Linked DNA regions of Homo sapiens: region 1 is linked to region 2. A link is a contact called in ENCODE Hi-C or POLR2A ChIA-PET data. All regions are on one chromosome and are shown on one strand. Each heading gives the region's core, a stretch centred on a gene start or an enhancer-like site at or near the end of the contact. The rest is flanking DNA. Distances are from core to core; before and after follow the strand shown.

The links. A loop is a pair of places that touch in the nucleus more often than their neighbours do. ChIA-PET counts read pairs that join two places held with the same protein, here RNA polymerase II (POLR2A). Pooled maps may share reads with other maps.
Region 1: a loop to region 2 is called in a map with no recorded cell type, with 9 times the contacts of the local background. The contact joins two enhancer-like sites. A Hi-C loop is called at or near these places in 1 of 168 maps with a recorded cell type or tissue (endothelial cell of hepatic sinusoid), 5 of 37 single-sample maps with no recorded cell type and 4 of 50 pooled maps. POLR2A ChIA-PET finds 5 or more read pairs at or near these places in 1 of 52 experiments (endothelial cell of umbilical vein).

What each region holds. Positions count from the first base shown.
Region 1 is chr10:74,735,378-74,741,699 of GRCh38, reverse strand. No RefSeq gene overlaps it. Among named protein-coding and RNA genes, the nearest start is that of KAT6B, 88 kb to the left of the region's middle. RefSeq lists an enhancer at 2,290-2,379. Within about 2 kb of position 2,624, at least 6 of the 41 ENCODE cell types and tissues checked have a DNase peak (open chromatin) inside an H3K27ac peak, as active enhancers do.
Region 2 is chr10:74,851,365-74,857,494 of GRCh38, reverse strand. The region is part of intron 3 of KAT6B (lysine acetyltransferase 6B); the gene reads right to left. Among named protein-coding and RNA genes, the nearest start is that of KAT6B, 28 kb to the right of the region's middle. RefSeq lists a silencer at 1,215-1,425. Within about 2 kb of position 2,459, at least 9 of the 41 ENCODE cell types and tissues checked have a DNase peak (open chromatin) inside an H3K27ac peak, as active enhancers do.

The DNA.
Region 1 (6,322 bases), core at 1,375-3,874, 120 kb after region 2:
TATGCAAAATCCCCTCATATTTCTTTTCTTCTGCAACAATTTACTGACTCGTCTCTCCCAAAATCTCTTTGAGATTTTAATGGACACTGCATTTCATTTATTAATTAGTTTGAAAAGAACTGACATCTTTTATTATTGCCTTTTCTCACACAGGTATGTGACATGTTGCGCATTTATTTATCTTCTGTTATGTACCTTGGCAAACTTTTGCTCTATTCTTCATTCAGATCTTATATACATTTTTAAAAGTTTATTCTTGGGTGAAATATGTGTGTGTGCATATACACACATATACATGCGTGTGCATGCATGTATATGTGCATGTACATATGTATATACACACATATGCACACATGTATGTGCATATGCATATATACACATACATACACGTATGCATGCACACATGTGTATATACACATATGTATGCATATACACATGTATATGTATTTATGTATATATGCATACATATATACACATATACACATATATACATGTATACATAGATGTATATGTATGGAATATGTATGATGTGTGTATACATACATAACACACAAACACGTGTATATTTGCTATAATTTGTACTTGCATCAGATCTTTTTCTTCTTATTTTATTTTCGAACTGCTTATTAATAGTAATATTCAGTCACTCAACAAATACTTATATGCTACTGTGTGCCAGGCACTGTGCCAGACACAAGGACCATACTAGTGTACAAAACAGACACGGTCTATATATACTATTGATCATTTCTAAAATATTGATCATCCTTGCATTTCTGGAACAGGTTCTGCTTGGGTATGAAATATTATTTTAGTATATTGTACTAATGAATTAAATTTGCTAGTATTCCATTTAGGATGTGTGTTTATAAATTCCATATAAATAGCCTAAGTGAGACTAAGCTGTCTGGCTTGAGGTGTGTGTGTGTGTGTGTGTGTGTGTGTTTGCGCACGTGTGCATGTATCTGGTTTTGGTGGAAGGGTTATGTTAGCTTGTGAAGTAAACTGGAAACTTTCCGTTATTTCTCTATTTTATGTAGCATTGGAATTGTTTCATTCTTACTCCTTAACAATCACATTAAATTATAATGTTCAAACTAGAAGACTCGAACTGAGAAAAGGCCCCAGTTGTCCTACATCTCAAACCTTTGAAAGAATTTATGGAAATGGGATAGAATGGAGGTTTACACAACAAGACACCAGATGACAAGACATGACTTTCTTGTTTTGGTCCTGTCCCCTCAAAGGGGACCAGCGGCCTTGTATGTTCACTTCTTGAAAGGACTGACTTTTTTCCCAGGGAGGAAAAGTGTGCCCTCATCTTCCAGCTGTTTGATACTCCTGGCGAGTGCAGGACTGGACTGATGCTGCGAGGCAGGGGATAACGGATTGGCTTTGTACAAGGTAGGTAGAAAACTCCAGTGACAGCAAGCTGAGGGCAAAACACAGCACCATTACTGTTCCCGTCTCACAGAACCTGCAGATAGCCGACACAAATAAGAGCTCCATATCTCCCACTTGTCTTCAGCCTTTGTGTCTTTCTGAATTTCTATAACTATAGCTGAATCTGTCAGGCCAGTTCCATGTCCACGGCAGAGTGCAACATCAGGGCCAACATGTGAGCCCCAAAGTCCTGATTCTGTGATCTAATATAATACCTCCCATCATGTTTTTATTTATATCCCTAAATGTGTCTTCCAATTTTTTTTTTTTCAAGACCAGTTCTCACTCTGTCGCCCAGGCTGGAGTGCAGTGGTGCAATCTTGGCTCACTGCGACCTCTGCCTCTGGGGTTCAACCAATCCTCCTGCCTCAGCCCCCAGAGTAGCTGAGGTTACAGGTGTACACCACCACGCCTGGCTAATTTTTGTATTTTTTGCAGAGACGGGGTTTAGCCATGTTGGCCAGGCTGGTCTTGAACCTCTGGGCTCAAGTGATCTGTCTCCCTCAGCCTTCCAAAGTGCTGGAATTACAGATGTGAGCCACCGTGCCCAGCCCCAACTTTAAAATTTAAGAATCATTCCTCTTACTTATCTGAGAACCTTTTAAGTACATGGGGTCTCTACTTGCAAGCAGCTCATATATTAGTTTTCTATTGCTGTGTAACAGATTGCCACAAACTTAGTAGCTTAAAACAGCACCCATTTATTATCTCACAGTTCTACACGCACAAACGATTTTTATAAATAGAGACAGGTTGCCCAGGCTGGTTTCAAACTCCTGACCTCAAGTTACTCCCCCGCTTTGTCCTCCCAAAATGTGGGGGTTACAGACGTGAGCCACCGCGCCTGGCCTCTCACAGTTCTGTAGTCAGAAGTCTGGTGGGTGGGCTTGGCAAGGTACTGTCCTTAGGGTCTCTAAATGCTGAAATCAAGGTGGCAGCAGGGCTTTGTTACTTCCTGGAGGCTCTGGGAAGGAAACTGCTAACAAGCTTATTCAGGCTGTTGGTCAAATTCAGCTCCTTGTGGTGCTAGGGCTGAGGTCCCGTTTCCTTTCTGTTGGCCTTGAGCCTCTTGAGGTTTCCTGTGCGCCTGGTCACGTTGCCCCTTCACCTTCAAAGCCAGCAAAGGCTCACTAACTCCTTCTCAAGCGTTGAATCTCTCTGACTTCTGCCTTATCTCTCCTGCCTCCTGCAGGAGAAAGTTCTCTGCTTTTAAAGGCTCACATGATTAGACTGGGCTCACTGGATCACCCAGAATAATCTCTGTATTTTAAGAACTGTCACCTTAATTACATCTGCAATGGCCCTTTTGCATGTTACATAATGTACTTACAGGTTGCAGGGATTGGGACATGGATCTTTGTGGGACCATTATGCCTGTCAGAGCTTTTATCTCTTTGTTTTCCATATAGAATATTTTAGGATAATTTTTTTCCCTTTATGTTTTTATTTTATTTTTGAGACAGGATTTCCCTCTGTCACCCATCTGGAGTGCAGTGGTGCAATCACGGCTCACTGCAACCTCTTCCTTATCACGGCTCACTGCAACCTCTTCCTTCCAAGCTCAAGAGACCCTCCCACCTCAGCCTCCCAAGGAGCTAGGACTAATACAGGCACATGCCACCACGCCTGGCTAATTTTTGTATTTTTTGTAGAGATGGGGTCTCCCTATGTTGCCCAGGCTAGTCTTGAATTCCTGGGCTCAAGCAATCCTCCAGCCAAAGTGTTGGGATTACTGGCATGAGCCAACTTGCCTGGCCAATTTTTTCCATTTAAGAGGAAATAGAAGACAGCTCCATCCTTTTGGAAAAAATGAACTGCCAGACACCATCAGGCCCCAAATTCACACAGCCATCATGCATTCAGCCTCTAACCATAAGTCCTTGATTCTGGCCTCAAACTCAGTAAAATTCATTTGTGCATTTAAGACTTGAGGCAGCCAAATTTTGACACACCATTAGGTGGCACTTGATTAGAAAGCTTGCTTCTGTCTGAACTTTCTCAAGGCAGCAATCCGACAAGAGGGCAAGGAAACTCTGAGGTCAAGGGCAGAGTAGGGCTGAGGTTCTTAGTGATTATGGGGAAGTCCTCACAGGCAAAAACTGTCCAAGACTTGAAAGTAATTTGTACATTCAAGTTGACTTTAGAGAACTTAAATATTACTTAGCAACTGTAAATAGACTATTTAAAAGCTTTTACACATGATATTTTAAGAAAGCATGGCATCAGCTGGGCATGGTGGCTCACACCTGTAATCCCAGAACTTTGGGAGGCTGAGGCGGATCGATTGCCCGAGGTCAGGAGATCGAGACCAGCTTGGCCAACATGGTGAACCCCGTCTCTACTAAACATACAAAAAATTAGCTGGGCATGGTGGCAGGTGCGTGTAATCCCAGCTACTAGGGAGGCTGAGGCAGGACAATTGCTTGAACCCGGAAGGCAGAGGTTGCAGTTAGCTGAGATCTCTAGCCTGGGCAACAAGAGCGAAACTCCGTCTCAAAAAAAAAAAAAAAAAAAAAAGCATGGCATCAAAAAAATCACTGTGTGTGTGTGTGTGTGTGTGTGTGTGTGTGTGTGTGTGTGTGTGTATTTTTTTTTTTTTTTTTTTGAGACAGAGTCTTGATCTGTTGCCCAGTCTGGAGGGTACTGGTGCAATCACAGCTCACTGCAGCCTCAACCTCCTGGGCTCAGGTGATCCTCCCACTTCAGCCTCCTGAGTAGCTGGGACTACAGGCGCATGCCACCACATCTGGCTAATTTTTGTATTTTTTGTAGAGACAGTGTTTCACCATGTTGCCTGGGCTGGTCTTGAACTCCTGGGCTCAAGCAATTCACCTGTCTCGGCCTCCCACAGTGCTGTGATTACAGGTGTGAGCCACCATGCCTGGCCACCACATTTGTCCTATGTTTAAAATGAGCAAATATTCAGGCCGGACATGGTGGCTCATGCCTGTAATCCCAGCACTTTGGGAGGCTGAAGCGGGTGGATCATCTGAGGTCAGAAGTTCGAGACCAGCCTGACCAACATGGAGAAACCCCATCTCTACTAAAAATGCAAAAGTAGCCTGGTGTGGTGGCACATGCCTGTAATCCCAGCTACTCAGGAGACTGAGGCAGGAGAATTGCTTGAACCCAGGAGACGGAGGTTGCAGTGAGCCGAGATTGCACCATTTCACTCTAGCCTGGGTGACAGAGTGAGACTCCGTCTCAAAAAAAAAAAAGGCTATTATGGAGATTCATGCACGAGTTTATTTCTGAGTATGCACATATGTTTTTATTTCTTCTGAGCCGATATGGAAAGGTGGAATTTCTGGGTTAGATGGCAACTCCACATTTAGCTTTCTGAGGAACCGCTCAACTGTTTGCCAAAGTGGCTGCACCATTTTACATGATCAACACATACGTAATTTTAAAAATGGCTTCATTAACATGTGATTGACATACAATAAAATGCACATATATTAAGTGTATGATTTGGTAAGTTTTGGCTTATGAATACACTCATAAAACCATCACCACAATCACTTCAAAGTCATCTATCACTCCAAAAATTTTCCTTGTACCCCTCTGAAATTCATTCTTCCCATATCTCATGATACAATTGTGAGACCTGAATTTGAGTATTTGTTGTTACTGTTGTTGTTTTGCATAGGAAAACAATTGTACCAGCACCATTTGGATAGTCCTATGCAAAATGACAACAACAGCAAATACTTAAACTCAGGTCTCACAATCTGTATCATGTCTATCTCATATACAAAAAATTGTCTCCAAATGGACCATCTCTCCCCACTCCATCATTCCATTATTTCCAAGTAATCACTGTTCTTTCTGTCATTATGGTTTAGTATGCATTTTCTAAAGTTTTAAATAAATGCAATCCTATAGTATTTTTTTTGGTCTAGCTGTGTGTTTCCTCTTTGTCTGGCTTTTTCCACTGAGTGTAATTATTTTAAGATTCACCTAAGATGTTGACTGTCTCAATAATCCATTCCTTTTTATTGATGGGTAATATTCCATTGAATGTATATACCACAATTTGCTTACTCATTCCCCTGTTGGTGGACATTTGGGTTGTTTCCAATCTAGGGCTATTCCAAATGAAGCTGCTATGAACGCTCATGCACAAGTCTTTTGCAGACATATATTTCATTTTTCTTGGGTAAATATCTGAGTGGAATGTTTCTGTTACGTGATAGCTATATTAATATTAAGCATTTAAGAAACTTCCAAACTGCTTTTGAAATGGCTGTGCCATTATATATCCTCACCCGCAGTGAATGGGAATTCTAATTCCTTCACATCCTCACCAATACTTCGTACGGCCAGTCTCTTTTTTTTTTTTTTTTTTTTTGAGACGGAGCTTCGCTCTTGTTGCCCAGGCTGGATTGCAATGGCATGATCTCGGCTCACTGCAACCTCTGCCTCCCGGGTTCAAGAGATTCTCCTGCCTCAGCCTCCCAAGTAGCTGGGATTACAGGCGCCTGCCACCATGCTCGACTAATTTTTGTATTTTTAGTAGCAACGGGGTTTCACCATGATGGCCAGGCTATTCTCGAACTCCTGGCCTCAAGTGATCTGCCACCTCAGCCTCCCAAAGTGCTGGGATTACAAGCATGAGCCACTGCACCCAGCCCAGTATTTTTAATTCTATTGATTCTAATAGGTGTGAAGAGGTACCTCTCTGTGGGTTTAATTTGCACTTCATGAGGTCAAGTGTCTTTTCATGTACTTATTTGGTGAAATATGTGTTCAAATCTTTGCCTATTTATAAAATTGGATTTTTTTAAACTTTGGTTTTGAGAGTTTTTTAAAAATATGTATATAACAATACATATGTTATCTATATAAAATATACTTATATATAAAACAAAATATATGT
Region 2 (6,130 bases), core at 1,210-3,709:
TGGGCTCAATCTAATAATATGCATCCTTTAAAAGCTGAAAAACTGTCCAGGCTGTGGTAAGAGGCAGATGTGACTGTGAAAGAACAGTCAGAGAGATGCAACATTGCTGGCTTTGAAGATGGAGGAAGGGATCATGAGTCAAGGAATATGCGCAGCCTCTAGAAGCTCAAAAAAGCAAGGGAAAAGATTCTCTCCTAGAGCCTCCAGAAAAGAACATTACCTTGCCCTCACCTTCATTTTAACCTAAGAAACCCATGTTGGACTTCTGACCTACCGAACTGTAAGACAATACATTTGTGTTGTGTTAAACCATTAAGTTGCTGTAATTTGTTACAGCAGCAATAGAAAACTAATACACACTGGGTGAAAGGTTACTCACATGCTTTCAAAGTATCATTGCACAGATTACTTGTTAATTACAAAAGGGAAAAGGCGCCTTTATAAACGAAGATCTAGCAGATGCCACCTTAACCAACTGATAAACTAAGCACCACCAGTAATGAGACAAGCTGAAATTATTTATCTCCTGGTATCTCACAAGAAGAAATATACAACATCCCCCATACAGTATTTTTTCTTTTCTTTTTTCTTTTTGAGACAGAGTCTCACTCTGTCACCCAGGCTGGAGCGCAGTGGTGTGACCTTGGCTTACTGCAACCTCCATCTCCTGGATTCAAGCAATCCTTCTACCTCAGTCTCCCAAGTAGCTGGGACTACAGGCACATGCCACCACGCCCAGCTGATTTTTTTGTATTTTCTGTAGAAACGGGGTTTCACCATGTTTCCCAGGCTGGTCTCAAACTTCTGAGCTCAATCAGTCCACCCATCTTAGCCTCCCAAAGTGCTGGGATTATAGGTGTGAGCCACCACTCCCAGACCCCCACACGCTATTCTTGTCAAAAATGTTTACTCTGAATCTAATCATGAGGATACAGTCAGACAAATACTAATTGTGGGACATCCTACAAGACAACTACCCTAGACTCTTCAAAAATGTCAATGTCTTCAGAAGCAAAAAGGAGGGAAAACTGTTCTCTATTAAAGGTGACATGACAGCCAAATGCAATATATGATCTTTGGTTGGATCCTGGATGAAAAGTCAAAAGTTGGCCAGGCGCAGTGGCTCACACCTTTAATCCCAGCACTTTGGGAGGCCTAGGCGGGTAGATCACCTGATGTCAGGAGTTCAAGACCAGCCTGGCCAACCTGGCGAAACCCCATCACTACTAAAAATAAAAAAAGTTAGCCGGGCATGGTGGCACGCACCTGTAGTCCCAGCTGCTCGGGAGGCTGAGGCAAGAGAATTGCTTGAACCTGGGAGGTGGAGGTTGCAGTGAGCTAAGATCATACCACTGCACCCCAGCCTGGGCAACAGAGCGAGACTCCATCTCAAAAAAAGTCAAAAGTTATAAATGAGATTTTGGGGCCATTTGGGGAAATATGGACTGTCAGTTAACACTCATTCCACTGCCGAATTTTTTGCGTAATAGTATAGTATATAAGAGAACATTTTTGATATATTATTAAGTATTTAGGGGTGAAATATAATATTTGTAATTTAGTTTCCAACAGTTTAGTCAAAATTGTGAATATATAAATGTGCTGTATATATACGCACACCCATGTATAAAAACATATACATATACACACATATAGGAAGAGAAAGAATGTGGCAAAATGTTAAAATTGGTGAATCTATGTGAAAGAAATAGAGTGTTTACTGTACTACTCTTTTAATATTTATGAAATACTCTAATTTTATAAATTATAAAGGTTAGGAGAGAAGTATTTTCCTAGCTCCCTCCATGCCTGCCTTTCCCAGGTCTGCTCACACACTGCCAGGAGTCTACCTGGAACAGCTGATGTTCTTCAAACAGCCAATACTCTTCCACTAGCAGATCCTGTTTTCTGCTGCTTTACTCACAACTCAAGGCTCAACAGCTAAAGCTGGGTTTTGTTATAAGACAGAAGTGTTTACAATACTAATTTTGAAAACAAGTTGGTCAAATATCAAATGGGAGTCATCTTTTAATGGCCTTATTACTAGATTTTAATATGTTCTTATGTTTCTCTTTCCCAAGATAATGTTTATGATCTGTTTCTTAAACTTCATCATACCCATAGGGTGGCAAGCATGACAGGGAAACCTTGGACAAAAAGCAGGGCTGGTCACATCAGAAACTACTAACAGAAACAGTCAAGCTCTGCCTCTGGCTCTCAGCCCATGTCACTCTGAACACCCTAGGCAGCCCAGACCAAGGCTCACCTCCTTCCTGCAGGCCTCACTGCTCTCCATATGGCAGCTCACTGACATCAAAGAAGACGGAAGAAATTATCTAAATTCACCAGGCTAGTTCCACTCCTTCCCTTGAATTGTGGAAGAGTCGCTGATATCTCAATTACCTCTCCTGCAATAGTACCTTTTTCCCTGCATGCTAAGATTTTGCAATGCTAAAAAGCAGGGTGAGAAGTGTATACTGGACTAACAGATGGAAGATTAACAACAAAAGACCGACTTGATGGGGGAGACAAAACTACAATGTTTGTATACCTATAATAAAAATACTGAGGAAGAAAAATTGAACTTGTAAGTAAAGTTAGGTTGCTCTTCTGTAACGCCTGTCGAGCTACAGACAGGAAAAGGCCCAGCATGGTTTCTGTGTACGCCTATGCTGTTTCTAATAGAAAGGACAAAATAGAGCCAAAACATCTGTTGACCAGTTAAGTTTGTTAATGAAACCAAATTGCAGCTGGTTTATCACAGATCAAAAGTGAGGCAAATTAGAGAAAGGATGTATGAACAAAGCTGGTTTCTAAAAAATAGTGGCTAAAGAATTCTAAACCCACTTGTCAAATTAACAAAAATCCTTCCTGGATTTTGCTTAGACCAGTGATTAGTATTTACTTTGTATCTTTGCAGAGACCAGCCTCATAGTTTAAATCTAGTATCATTCACTCTAAAATGTTGTCTATATTGCTCATTTTGCAGATTTATCAAAATATCACCTTTCATTAAAAAAAAACAGAAAAAACATACACTCTACATAATATTACACTAATTAAAAGATTCACTTATATAAGGAAAAAGAATATGTAGTTTGCAACTGTTGGAGACTTCTCTGGTAAAGTGCTTCTGCCCCAAGCAGAGGCATATGTACAGTTAGCATTTCACATATCCACTGCCACAACTCCTTCTCTTACATGTACAACTTTCCATCACCACCTGAAGACAGAGAGATAAGCACACCCACTCACAAAAACATACTTCCCTCTTGGCCCTGCTAACTCAAAATGTCACATGCAAATTACATGGCTGACGCATTTGCTAACTTTAATTTGGTGAGCTAATTGATGTTTATGTACTCAGAAACATTAATAGATTGGAGAGATCAAAGTACCTGAGAAGATTCAGGTTCATATTTTAAATGCTAGTGTGATCAGAGAACAGTTTCACCTAATCTACTGTAGTTTAAGGCACAGGGCCAAGAAAAGGAAGTTTATAAACAAAACAAAAAGTCAAGAATTTTACAATTAAAACACATTGCTACTGTCATGATAAAACAATGGGCTGGGCGTGGTGGGGCATGCCTCTAATCCCAGCACTTTGGGAGGCCGAGGTGGGCAGATCACAAGGTCAGGAGTTCGAGACCAGCCTGGCCAATATGGTGAAACCCCCGTCTCTACTAAAAATACAAAAAAATTAGCCAGGAGTGGTGGCACATGCCTGTAATCCCAGCTACTCGGGAGGCCAAGACAGGAGAATTGCTTTAACCTGGGAGGCGGAGGTTGCAGTGAGCCGAGACCATGCCACTACACTCCAGCCTGGGCAAGACAGCAAGACTCCATCTCAAATTAAAAAAAAAAAAAAAAAAAAGGCATTTCTTATATATTAAAAATAAAAGGCTGAGCACGGTGGCTCACGCCTATAACCCCAGTACTTTGGGAGGCCGAGGTGTGTGAACTGCTTGAGCTCAGGCGTTCAAGACCAGCCTGGGCAACGTGGCGAAACCCTATCTCTACAAAAAATACAAAAATTAGCTGGGTGTAGTGGTGTGTGCCTGTAGTCCAAGCTACTTGGGGGGCTGAGGTGGGAGGATGGATCATTTGAGCCTGGGAAGGTCAAGGCTGCAGTGAACCATGATTACACGGCTGCACTCCAGCCTGGGCAACAGAGTAAGACTGTCTCAAAAAAAAGAAAAAAAAAAATTAGCCAGACAAGGTGGTGCACACCTGTAGTCCCAGTTACTCAGGAGGCTGAGGTGGGAGGATCAAGGATCACTTGAGCCCGGGAGGTCGAGGCTGCAGTGAGCCATGATCAAACCACTGCACTCCAGCCTGGGTAACAGAGTGAGACCCTGTCTCAGAAAAAAAAAAAAAAAAAAAAAGATGAAAGAAATAACATACAAAGATAAAACATATAAAAAGAATATAGACCTTCATTTTTGAGAAACATTAAAACGTACATTTGTTAAATAATGTTTGAAGAGAAAGGATGAATAAAATATTTGTCATTTAAGACAAAATCAGAATAAACCAGCAAATAGTACTTAACTGTTAAATAACTTCAAAGCTACAGAATATAGATTTTCTTAGCACTGAAAGTATCACAAATGTAGCTGGGAATACAAGAGTAACTCCTGAAAGCTGCTGATCATTCAGGACAGGATCATGTGTTACATACAGTAAAGGTATCACAACTATCAAATCTATCTAAGATCCAAAGAGTTAAAAGAATGTTTAACATTCATTTGAACAACCAAAAATCCTCTTGACATAATGTTTCTACTTTACCTGAAGCCCATTTCATTAGAAGTCTAGACAAGTCCCATCTTGATAAAAGCTCAAAAGTGGAACACGCTGTCATGCCTCAGAGTACAATAGAAAGACTCATTCACCCTTCATTTTATCTTTCCCTTGACCCAACTAACTAGTTTGAGACAATTCATGTGCTCTCTCAACAATGTCTCAACAACTGGTACTACCTGCTCACAAAAGCAGTCCTCAGACACTGCTATTGTGAAGAACTTCTGAAGCTTAATTATAAGAAGAACATGAACTGCAATTTTTTTCCTTCCATGACCCTGGAACAGCAAGTATTTGATCCACCTCGTCTTTCACATTACAATAGGTTTCTGTCTGACTTTAGTGATTCTAAAACTGACTTTATCCATACCAATTCCAAAATGCAGGTTATTTTGAAGAGCATATTTTACAATATTTAGAGATTTATTCGATTTTCAGTTAAATACACATAATCAAGCACTCTTCAAGAAAGATGACATCTGCAACACAAAGGATACCAATTCAAAGGAAAACTAAGAAGGTCAACAGAGAGGAGGACATTCAGGCTCTATAATTAGCAGATAAAAAATATACACATTTCTGCCAAAAAAGATCCAGAGTTGCCTGAGACTATGAACAATTCCCCTAGGGCTGAGAGACTTCTGGAAGCCTGCCACATCAAAGAACAATATGGACTAATGAATAGTCCTTCATAAAGTACAGGCTATTGGAAAAGTCCCAGAACAGATGAGGAGGGTCTGCTCTAGGGCAGGGTTAAGGGGACTGAAGAGGAGAAAACAGAATGGAGAAAACAGAAGAAAAGAAAATCTAAAAATAAACTTATCTAATTCATGTGTGTAAACAACTCAAGCAACTGCTGTAGGATGTACATTTATCTTCTATTTGTAGAAATATTTCATATTAATAACAGTGCCAAAAACCCTAACAACGTATCTCTCTAAAAGGGGCAGGAGAAATAGAATAAACAACTGAATAAGCCAAGACCACACATAACAAGGGTCCTACGTTTGTCTTTCAACCCCATTTCTGATCATCTGAACTCCTTTTAAAAATCATTTTGTGGCCAGACACAGTGGCTCATGCCTGTAATCCCAGCACTTTGGGAGGCCGAGGCAGGTGGATCACTAGGTCAAGAGATTGAGACCATCCTGGCCAATATGGTGAAACCCCGTTTCTACTAAAAATACAAAAATTAGCTGGGCGTGGTGGTGCACGTCTGTAGTCTAGCTACTCCAGAGGCTGAGGCAGGAGAATTGCTTGAACCAGGGAGGCGGAGGTTGTAGTGAGCCGAGATCGCGCCACTGCACTCCAGCCTGGCAACATAGCA